Linked DNA regions of Homo sapiens: region 2 is linked to region 1. A link is an interaction called in ENCODE POLR2A ChIA-PET data of the cell type or tissue named here. Cell type or tissue: GM12878. All regions are shown on one strand. Each heading gives the region's core, and the rest is flanking DNA. Links, peaks and the distances in the headings are about the cores only.

Evidence for each region. ChIA-PET counts read pairs that join two places held together with the same protein. Peaks named below come from ENCODE experiments on the same cell type or tissue, not always from the same donor. Only the 100,000 strongest peaks of a DNase experiment are listed, where the experiment ranks them.
Region 2: POLR2A ChIA-PET joins it to region 1 with 5 read pairs; 3 of 35 experiments call an interaction of 5 or more read pairs at or near these places.

The regions. Positions count from the first base shown.
Region 1 is chr6:144,052,889-144,058,272 of GRCh38, reverse strand. It overlaps a transcript of PLAGL1 not described here. Among named protein-coding and RNA genes, the nearest start is that of SF3B5, 40 kb to the left of the region's middle. RefSeq lists an enhancer at 3,004-3,113. In GM12878, for the core only: no CTCF peak of the experiment used is centred there; a DNase peak (open chromatin) is centred at 2,941; H3K4me3 peaks cover 984 bases; H3K27ac peaks cover 1,360 bases.
Region 2 is chr6:143,551,761-143,557,144 of GRCh38, reverse strand. It overlaps PHACTR2-AS1 (PHACTR2 antisense RNA 1), which reads left to right. Exons shown (of 3, transcript NR_027113.2): 3 at 1,915-3,030. It also overlaps a transcript of PHACTR2 not described here. Among named protein-coding and RNA genes, the nearest start is that of PHACTR2-AS1, 15 kb to the left of the region's middle. In GM12878, for the core only: no CTCF peak of the experiment used is centred there; no DNase peak of the experiment used is centred there.

The sequences.
Region 1 (5,384 bases), core at 224-5,223:
TTTAAAAAGTGTGTGATGCTGTGGCAACTCCCTCACCTTGCTCTTACTCTCATCATGTGACATGCTGGGTCCCTGTCACCTTCTGCCATGAGTAAGAGCTCCTTGAGCCCTCACCAGAAGCTGAGCATATGTCAGCACCATGCTTCTTGTACAGCCTACAGAAACATAAGCCAATTAAACCTCTTTTCTTTGTAAATTAACCAGTCTCAGTTATTCCTGTATAGTGATGCAAAGATGGCCTAGCACAAATGATATTTTGGAAATGACACCAATTTTAGCTTTAGTATAGGTGTATAAATTTGGAGTCAATCTTATTAGAGATGGTCAAGTATTCATTGGCTCAGCCTAATCTTGGTTTGAGATCTGGCTAAAGTTAAAACTGCAATAGTAATAATAAGTTCCTTCAGACATTAATTTGCATGAGTCCATGAACCTGAGGGCTTTGGGCTGAAAGAAGAGAGGAAGCATGTAGAGGTAAAAAAAAAAAAAAAAAAAATGGTGAGGCGTGGTGGTGTGGAAGGCATGGGATGGCATTTGCCACTTTCTCCAACAACCTTTTCTCTTCGGGCACAGCTACTTAGACTGGGCTTTTAGGGAGAGGAGCTAGAGACATGAGCTGATGAAGCTAATGGGTGTGGCATTTTCAGAGAAAGATTGAAGGGAATGTAGCATCTTTTATCAGCTTGTGGGTTTGGAATCTTTCGAGTACATTGGGAAATGGCACCAGTGCAGGGAAGGGTACGATTCTCTGGAGCACTGTATGCAGTATGCAGCATGCCACAGTGGCACGGGTGCTGGCACATGCTTCCTCCTGCCACTGATGGGCCAGCCCTTGGCCAGGTATACATGTAGGGTGCCTCTGGTGAGAAGAAAGGTGATTTTTAATATATTATTCAATACAGAGCAACATATTTATAAACAACTTGTTTAGGAGAAGTAAAAGCATTACATTTCTATCAAGCAAGGATAAATAGAATACTGCTGGTTATTAACGATTTGCAATGTGCAAAGTACCATGTGCCTTGTCTTTATATAGGTCTTCTCTTTAGTAAAAGTGAATGTGTCTTTGCAAGGAACTTTGGCAGTTTTTTATAAAACTATACATACTCTTAACCATATAATCCAGTGATTGCACTACTTGGTATTTACCCAAAGGAGTTGAAAACTGAAGTCTACACCAAGACCAGTATGAGGATGTTAACAGCAGCTTTATTCATAATTTCCAAAACTTGAAAGCAACCAATATATCCTTCAGTAGGTGAATGGATTAACAAACTGTGGTTCATCCAGCCAATGGGACATTATTTAGCACTAAAAAGAAATGAGAGTCAGGCATAGTGGCTCAGCACTTTGGGAGGCTGAGGCAGGAGGATTGCTTGAGCCTGGGAGTTTGAGAGCAGCCTGGGCAACACCTGGGCAGCATAAATAAAATTAAAAAAAATTAGCTTAGCATGGTGGCACACACCTGTAATCCCACCTACCTGAGAGGCTAATGTGGGAGGATTACTTGAGCCCAAGAGGTCATGGCTACAGTGAGTAGTGATTGTGCCACTGCACTCTGGCCTGGGCAGCAGCGATAACCTGTCTAAATTTAAAAAAACAAAAACAAAAACAAAGAGCTATCAAGCCATGAAAGGACATGGAGGAATCTTAAATGCATATTACTAAGTGAAAGAAGCCAACCTGAAAGGGCTACCTACTGTATGACATTCTAGAGAAGGCAGAACTATGGAGGCAATAAAAAGATCAGTGGCTGTCAAGGGCTAGGGGTGAAAGAGGGTTAAATAGACGGAGCACAGAGGAGTTTTGTTTAGAGCAGTGACACTACTCTGTATGGCACTATATTAGTAGATATATGCTGTTATAAATTTGTCCAAACACATAGAATGTATAACGTCAAGGTGAGCCCGAATGTGAACCATGGACGCTGGGTGATAATGGTGTGTCAGTGTGGATTGAACAGTTGGAACAAATGCGCCATCCTGGTGGGGATGCCGGTAATAGGGGAGGCTGTGCGTGTGTGGGGGATGGGACATGTAAGATGTCTCTTTCCTCCTCAATTTTGCTGTGAACATAAAACAGCTTTGAAAAATAGGCTTTTTTAAAAAAGCGAATGTGTTAAAAGATATAAAGCAGCGGTTCTCAAACTGATCCCTTGGAGGTCTAGATTTCTTCAGAGGTGGGGGTGGGATGGAGAAAGGGATGAGGGGAAAGAAAAGTGAGTCATCTTTTACCATGTTGAACTTCTCTGTGGTACTTCTGTCTTATATGTTGAACTTCTGATATATCATTATGAAAAGGGTGGATCTGCTTTCAAAAGTAAGAGCACTACTATTTTATGAGCTTTTGAAGGTTAAATTTTAGCCCAAATCACAGGGCTGTCATGTAGGTGGAACATGAATCTCTCTGTGTGTGTGAATGTAGTACCCAAAGAAAGACAGTGGCTGTGTATCGTTCATGGGGATGAGGTTCTTTCTTCCAGGACTTGTTATCGTTAATAATGTAAATGTAGCTTTCACTTTCCTAAAGGCACCTGTAGTTATGATTTATATCTCTGACAACTGTGGCTCCAGATCTGGAGATGAGCACATACATGTTTCCCTTCACTAAGACCCAAAACTTTGCTAAGGATGAAAGTGAAGGTCAGGGTTGGGGCAGAGCAGAGATGGACCAGCACAAGGGCCATCAATGGAAGAGACTGTTGAGATGAGACTGGAGGGAGGAGAAAGAATCACAGGCTTGAGGGTAGTTGGGGGTCCTACGATAGAGGCACCCAGGGCAACAAGAAGCTAGATTTGGGGACAAAAGCAATTTAACACAGATAAGAACCTCCATTTAAACCATAAGCCTCATCTGTATAATAAAATTCATCATGTTAAAGAATGCCAGTGTGGTTTTGTATAACAAGCACAGCAAGTCATGGTGGGTTGTGGTTCTGGTGCTGCTTCTGTTCTTGGCTTTGTGACCTTTGAGTCTGCTTCCTTATATGTAAAATGAAAGTGTTGAACTAAGCACTCGGTAAGCTTTCTTCTCTGTCGAACACACTGTGTTTCTGGGTAAGTGTGTTTTCATGAATATCTGTGGATATGAATATCTGTGGATATGCCTCTCCGTGCTCATTAGACATTTCTTTTTCAAAATATATGGCACTACTATATGTAAAGGGTGTTTTTCAATAGAAAGTTCTATTTTTTTGAGCTTCAATAACACTTGGATGGAATCCTTTATTATGACAATTCATGTTGAAAAGGTGCTGGGTTAATGCATTTTCCTCGTGTTTTAATTTGTACATGTCCAAACACTGACCTGTGTTAAGTACAGAATAAAATGGCATTAAATTTCTATTATTTATATGTTGCATTTCCTTTACAAATTTAAAGTTTAGGAAAGAAATAATTTTGCTAGAAATACTTTTGTAAGGAAAATAGCTCTAGTACACCTTACACATGAACACACACACACACACACACACACACACACACACACACACACACACTCTTTTTTAGTTTTTCTTTTTCTTTTATGCTCCGGGATACATGGGTACAACGTGCAGGTTTGTTACATAGGTATATGTGTGCCATGGTTTGCTGCACTATCAACCCGTCATCTAGGTTTTAAGCCCTGCATGCATTAGGTATTTGTCTTAATGCTCTCCCTCCCCTCGCCTCCGACCCCTGACAGGCCACAGTGTGTGTTGTTGCCCTCTCTCTGTCCATGTGTTCTTATTGTTCAGCTCCCACTTACAAGTGAGAACGTGCAGTTTTTGGTTTTCTGCTCCTGTGTTAGTTTGCTGAGGATAATGGCTTCCAGCTTCATCCATGCCCCTGCAAGGGACATGATATCATTCCTTTTTATGGCTGCATAGTATTCTATGGTATATATGTACCACATTTTCTTTATCCAGTCCATCATTAATGGTCATTTGGGTTGGTTCTATGTCTTTGCTATTGTAAATTGTGCTGCAATAAACATACGACACACACATTGTTTTTCTTGCATAAGTAAAAAGTAAGTTTGGAAAGATGTATACTAAACTTAATCTTGGCTAACTCTGAAGAATGGACTGTTGTAGGGGCTGGTAAACTTTCAGTTTTTACTTTATATACTTTTGTATTGTTTGTTAAGTGAGCATATATTTTATAATTTCATGCATGTGGTATGTTATAGAATGAGACTTTATAATTATAAAGCACTTTATTGGATTTATAGGTACAATTGTCATTTGACATAAGTAAGTTAAGACCTAGAGTTAAATAGTATCATTTGTTAGACCATATAGAGAAATGAATATCCCTTTCCTGATGGATTTTGAAGTTGATGGTGTTCTTCTTGGTATGTACTTTGACAGGATTCATGTGATAATTAATATAATCAAAGACTTTCCTGCAGCTTCTTAAAGAGGCTGAGCCCAGAGATGACAAATAAGTTTCATCATATTTTATTGTAGCTGCCTAGAAGGATGTGCTGATAAGGATCTCGAGGTTATAACTATGTTCACTGGGCAAGAATACCGTGATCAGTAACTGGCCTGACATAGTTACTAGAGGATGAGGAAGACAGCTGATCATTTTCCATGTATTTGCCATCCCCGAAGCCTAAACTTTTAGGTGGTAAGTTTCTTTATGAAGGTAGTATTTTCCTTTTTATCCAAATAAGTCCTGTAGGGACTTATTGTCTGTACTGTCCATCATATTTAATCAAATAGTATTTTGCACAGTTATTGAATAGTTTCATGATAAATCATGTTAAGATGGCAAGCACTGGGACCTTTTGTATCCCTCATAGGTGGTAGCAAGATGTTATACTTGAATGAACTACTCAAGAATTAATGACTAATTAGGCCGGGTGTGGTGGCTCACGCCTGTAACACCAGCAATTTGGGAGGCCATCGTGGCTGATCACCTGAGGTCAGGAGTTTCAGACCAGCCTGGCTAACATGGTGAAACCCTGTCTCCACTAAAAATACAAAAATTAGCTCGGCATGATGGTGCATGCCTGTAATCCCAGGTACTCAGGAGACTGAGGCAGGAGAATTGCTTGAACCCGGGAGGCAGAGGTTGCAGTAAGCCAAAATTGCGCCACTGCACTCCAGCCTGGGCGACAGAGTGAGACCATTTCAAAAAAAATGATTGATTGATTGATTTTGGCAATGTGTGGTTGTAGCTGATAAGGATGACCCAATATGGTTGAGCATCAGTTAAAATAAATAATTTCATCCTTGTTTATCAAAGCATTTACAAGTATTGGTGCTAACCTGAAAAAATATAGTATTGTGAGTATAATTTTTTTCTGTGACCCCCTTCAGTCTTCTCAGTTCATGATACCAAGAAAGAATTAAATGGCTTAAATGTTGAAACAAGGAGTAGTTCAATTTTTTACATTTT
Region 2 (5,384 bases), core at 95-5,094, 500 kb after region 1:
TAACCCTTCAGGAAGTGTTTACTCTTCAAAGGGAAAAGTTTGTCAAACCAAGTGAATCCTCTTGCCGAACCACATGGAGAACATATTTTGGAGAGAGATGGTAGGCGAGCTCCTGTGGCCCTCTCTAACTGAGGCTGGGGTTAGGGAGGGAGGCCCTTTCTTTCTGGCCTCATTTTTGTTTCAAAAGGAAATGTGGTCTCTCTGAGGGAGGAGGACAGACAGGCAGCATATCTTCTCACGTCTTTGTGCATCATTTTTATTAGTTCCTGGCCCATATTTTTAAAAAAGAATACTTACTCTTAAATGACACACTTTAAAAGCATGCTTTTCTAAATGGCAGCAATTGGACCCCATGGTGTGGCCAGTGCGTTGAGTCTGAAAATTCCATGGTGATGCGTCGCTGTGGTCCTGTGGTGATGTACGTCTTCCTTCTCCTCTAGTTAGCACCCTGTGAGCTGAGAGGTTCAAATCTGATAGCAGCTGAAAGCTTCAAACCTAGAGTCCTCCAAGCTGGGAAGCTGAATTGCTGCTCTAGGGCTGCGTTTAGATTGATTTTTTGAATGCTGTCACTGCAGAGGAGCTAGTCAACTTTTCTCAAAATATTTTTTCTCATCTTTTTCACTTTCCTCTCTCTAGTTTGACATACGGAGTTATGAATGTACTTTCTGGTTTTGTTATATGCCTCAATTTTTATTTTTGATGATTCTATCAAGCTGGCTGCCTTCAATGTTTTCTCCATTTAGTAAAATGCACTACTTCCTGTATTCCTCACCTCCCTCCACCAGATATTCACTCTCCTGGCCCACGCCTTGTGCCTGGCACGCAGGAGCATTGGAGATGCCCCACACCTAAAGTCCATACCTTAATGTCCTGAAATAAATAAATGAATTTAAGGAAGAAAGTCTGAAATGAACTGGGGCCGAATTATACAGTAGCTGGTATCACAAAATTCTAATCAAAGCTAGGGACTTTAGTAATGATCCCTGCCTGAAGTCCTAAAAGCATGCTCCTTTGTTAATTTCTTAACCATCATGAGTTTTCACTGTCCCTTCTGCTACTACCTTCAATGTAACACTACAAATAGATTAATTACTAAGAGTAAAAGGTTTGGTCTCTTTTCTTTTTGTTTTTTTTCTGTTTCTTTTTAAAAAAATTAATTGTGAAATAGCAAATTTAAAAGGATCATTTTTTTGAACAACAGTCTTTAAAAAAAAAAAAAAAGCTAAATGTCATAGTGCCCTAAATTCTTTTGTGTCGGTGGTGATTATATTGTATGTCAAGAAACCATCCTGAGGTGATAATTAGATTTTATCTGCAAATGGAGGTGGGAGGATGAGAGTAGGTGGTAGCGTCAACATTTCACCAAAACAATAAGACAATTCACACGATGAGGTAGGAAAAATATTACTCAAACAGCTGGCTGGGGCTACTGTGTGATTAAGGGAATTTTGACACCATAATCATCTAGGGTGGGGGTATATTTTATTTGCCTATGGCCAGACATTTAGGAAGGCAAACTGGAGCAAGAGGAAAAGCAGGAAAAAATAGACTGATAACCAAAATGTAAAATATTTCTGTGTTGATCATCAGGGAAGTGAATAACACAGGCCACAAAGACCCCTTTTTTTCCCACAGAACTTTTCAACAGATGGTTATACTAGTTGTTTCAGAATTAATACCAAGGATTGAGGGTTGGAGGCATGCAACTTAGAAGCAGTGCTGGTGTGAAAGTGATAAGGTTTTTGGCTCCAAGTAACACCTCCCAATTTGTACAGCAACCACAATAGAAATGTGCTTCAGGCAAGGTGGCGTCCTACATTTTAACTTACCCCCAAGAAAATATCCTGAATTTCACAGGTGTTCTCAGTAATATGACCTGACTGAAAATAGCTTCTCTTCTGTATTTTTCCCCAGGTTAAAATTAAGCTCGGCAGGCTCGACGTAAATGTGCAGACAAAGCAAAGCAGGAAGCCTCCCACACTAAAAAGGGAAGATAAGAATCACAGAAGCTGGGATGGTTTTTATTGAAGGGCATTTCAAAGCAAATACAGACATCTACAGCATATTTGTAAATCCTCCGTATGTGTATGGAAACACACACCTTCACACATCAAAACTGGATTTGTTCCTGAGTAACAAAACGTCCTAAGAACAAAATGAAAGAAAACCAAATAGCAGAAAAATACTTCCAATGTATATACCACAAAGGATTATTTATCAACTCAACACACCAAGAGTTAAGAAAATAATGCAACAGGAACAAAGGGCAAAGGATATGTACTGGGAAGACCACAGAGAAAGAAAATGCAAATGGCTAATAATATAAAATATTTCCTAGGTTCAATAGTAATCAGGGAAAGACAAAATTACACTTTTGACCTCTTAGACTGGCAGTGACAAAGATTATTTGAGTGACCAAGCTTTAGTCAGGCTCCTGGATCTTCTAGGCCCATCTGGGCACTTCCTCGTAAAATACAGTTTTAACAAAAGCCCTGCTAAATTGGTTTACCGAGAACTCCCACCCTCAATCGAGTTCCTTAGCCCTTCACCTTTCCTCAGGTGAGGGCTGATCATCCTGTCCTGTCTTCAGCAAGACTGCTCTAACGCTGACGTTTCCTTTTAGTAATTTTCCATCCACTGACACCCACTTGTAATTTATAGCCAAGGAGCAAGATACACTGCTCCTTGGCTATAAGTTATTTTCCCTGTTACATTCAGAGTTGAGCCCAATCCCACTCCCCGACTACAAAATCGATAGCAGTGGTCCCTATACCTATTGCAATGGTCCTAAATAAAACCTGCCTTACCGTGCTTGAACAAGTGTCATCGAATAATTTTTTAACAGCAAATTGTTGGAGGTAAAGACATTTTTAAATGTCTTCAATTAGTTTAGCTACTTCCACGTAATGTTAAAATCTCCATCAATTGGCTAGTTACTGTCCCTTCCTGAGAAGAAGCAGACACCATAGCCCTGCATACTGTGGATTCACTCCTAAGTTGATATTGATATGAATGAAATAGTTATCTCCCAAACTTTGCTTTCTACATTTGTATCAAAAAACATGATGCCCCTCTGCCCAGCGCCCCCGCCACTGGATCCCCAGTCTCACTCAGAGAAAATGTCAACGTCATTGCGGTGGTCTACAGGGGCCCAACCCGGGATTCTTTTCTGTTCCTTGGGGCCTTTGCCCTTGCTCTTCTCTCTGCCTGGAAGGATCACCCCTTAACTTCTCTCAGGCCTTTCTTCAAATGCCACCTTCTCAGTGGGGCCTGCCTTGGTTGCCATACTTAAGGTTGCAATCTGCACACCTTCACCCCGGCACGACCTATACCCTTCCTCTGCTTTGTAATCACCATCTAATATTGTTTATTTAGTTTGTGTATTGTCTCTGTCTCCCAGCAAGACTCTTTTCTTGATCAAACTCTAGTCAGCTCCCCTGAGCCCTCTTCTCAACTAGGCCTCAACCTCAGCCTATAGAGACTCGAATAAAACATGAATACAGTTTCTAACAGCTCAAGGCCTGCATCTCTAGAATGACCTTAACTCACCTTAAAGTGCCTGTCTGAGAAAACTCAAAACTGTCAAAATAATTTACTGTTTGTTCATCTAACATCTGAAGATGGGGCTCCTGTCTCCAGCCTCTGTGGGAGGGTGGGAGCCTGACTTCCATAAGCACCAGTTAACAAACCCAGCTGGGTTTACATGCACCAACTCCCCTCTTCCTGGTTTGTATGATATTTTCACTTCCGTGAATTTACTGAACCTCTGTTCACCTCCCTCTATACTCCTTCATTCTCTCTTTAAAATGCACAGTCACTTCTGTACAAATTGAAGTTGTTCAGTTCACACTGAATAGTTCTCTATAGCAATAGTCTATCACTCATTAAAATCTCTCCTTGCCACTTTAGTTTCCAGCTTTATCTTTGACACCCTCACTATACTGCAGTCTCTATGAGCTGGATTTTTGTTTTCTCACTGGCACATAATAGAGACTCAGTAAATACTTGCTGAACCTTGTTGATGGGTCAAGAGTGGTGCATGGGTTTTAGCCCCTCAGCCACACTTCTGGGCTGGGATAAGCATGTTTAAGCATCTGGATGAAACATCATTGCTCATTTCACTCCTTAAATACCTGGCAAGTGACAGGCAGCTGGACATCAGAGATCATGCCGGTTTTCCTAAAGGTTTCTTCAATGTGTTTTTTGGTTTGTTCGGTTGGTTGGTTAGTTTTTTGCTTTTTTTTTTTTTTTTTTTTCTTTTTGAGATGGAGTCTTGCTCAGTTGCCAAGGCTGGAGTGCAGTGGCACGATCTTGGCTCACTGCAACCTCTGCAATTCTCTGGCCTCAACCTCCTGAGTACCTGGGACTACCCACCACCATGCCCGGCTCATTTTTGTATTTTTAGTAGAGACAGGGTTTCACCATGTTGGCCAGGCTAGTCTCAAACTCCTGACCTCAAGTGATCCACCTGCCTTGGCCTTCCAAAGTGCTGGGATTATAGGTATGAGCCACCGCATCCAGCCTTCAATTTTTTTTTAATTCTGATAGAGCACCATCTACTACATGCTTAATATTATCCATAAACAGACATGTCTGAGCACAGAAGATCATGTTAATGAAAGATTATTGAAAGGTACTGGGTGAAGAGTACTTGCTTCACAGGAACTTTTCTTGTTGGTTGTTGTTATTTCCCTGCTTCCCTGCCCTTTATTTCCATTTGTGGTTTTGCTCCTTAAACTTCCCTTCAACTCCTACTCCCTCAGTGACTCTCTGGGTTTTCATTCTTAGAACTTCATCAGAAATGCTTTGGCTGTGAATTCCAGTGACTTCCTTCAGATGCAATCTGAAGATGTCCTTTCAGTTTTTATTCTTTAGGTTCTCTTAGGTGAGCTGGGGGCCATTAACCTCCCTCACCACACTCTTTCTTCCCTAGACTTCTAATTTTTTTTTTCCAGCTGTGGCTTCTCACTATTTTCAGGTGACTACAAATACTCCCAAGTATAATCAGTCGCTTTCCAACAAATGCCTTATAAACAACTACTATGGATGAGGCACCATTGAGATTACAAAAGTCTACTACTCAAAGTGAACTCGAAGAGAGGGAGACAGTCTATACTCACATGAAAAGTTAAAGTTTATTGCATATTGCTTGCTGAACAAATTATTAAGCAAGCACTATGCAGTAAACTTTAATTTTTCATGTGAACAAAGCTATGTAGGAAAATTCCAGTGATACCCAAGGCAATAATAAATGGTCACATTATTAATCCAACCAGCAAGTCAAAGTTCTCCATTTAGAGCTTAGCCTCCCCCCATTATTACATTTCTCTCTTCTACAGGGCATTTTCAATGGGTATTATAATATCAACCACAGATAACAAAAT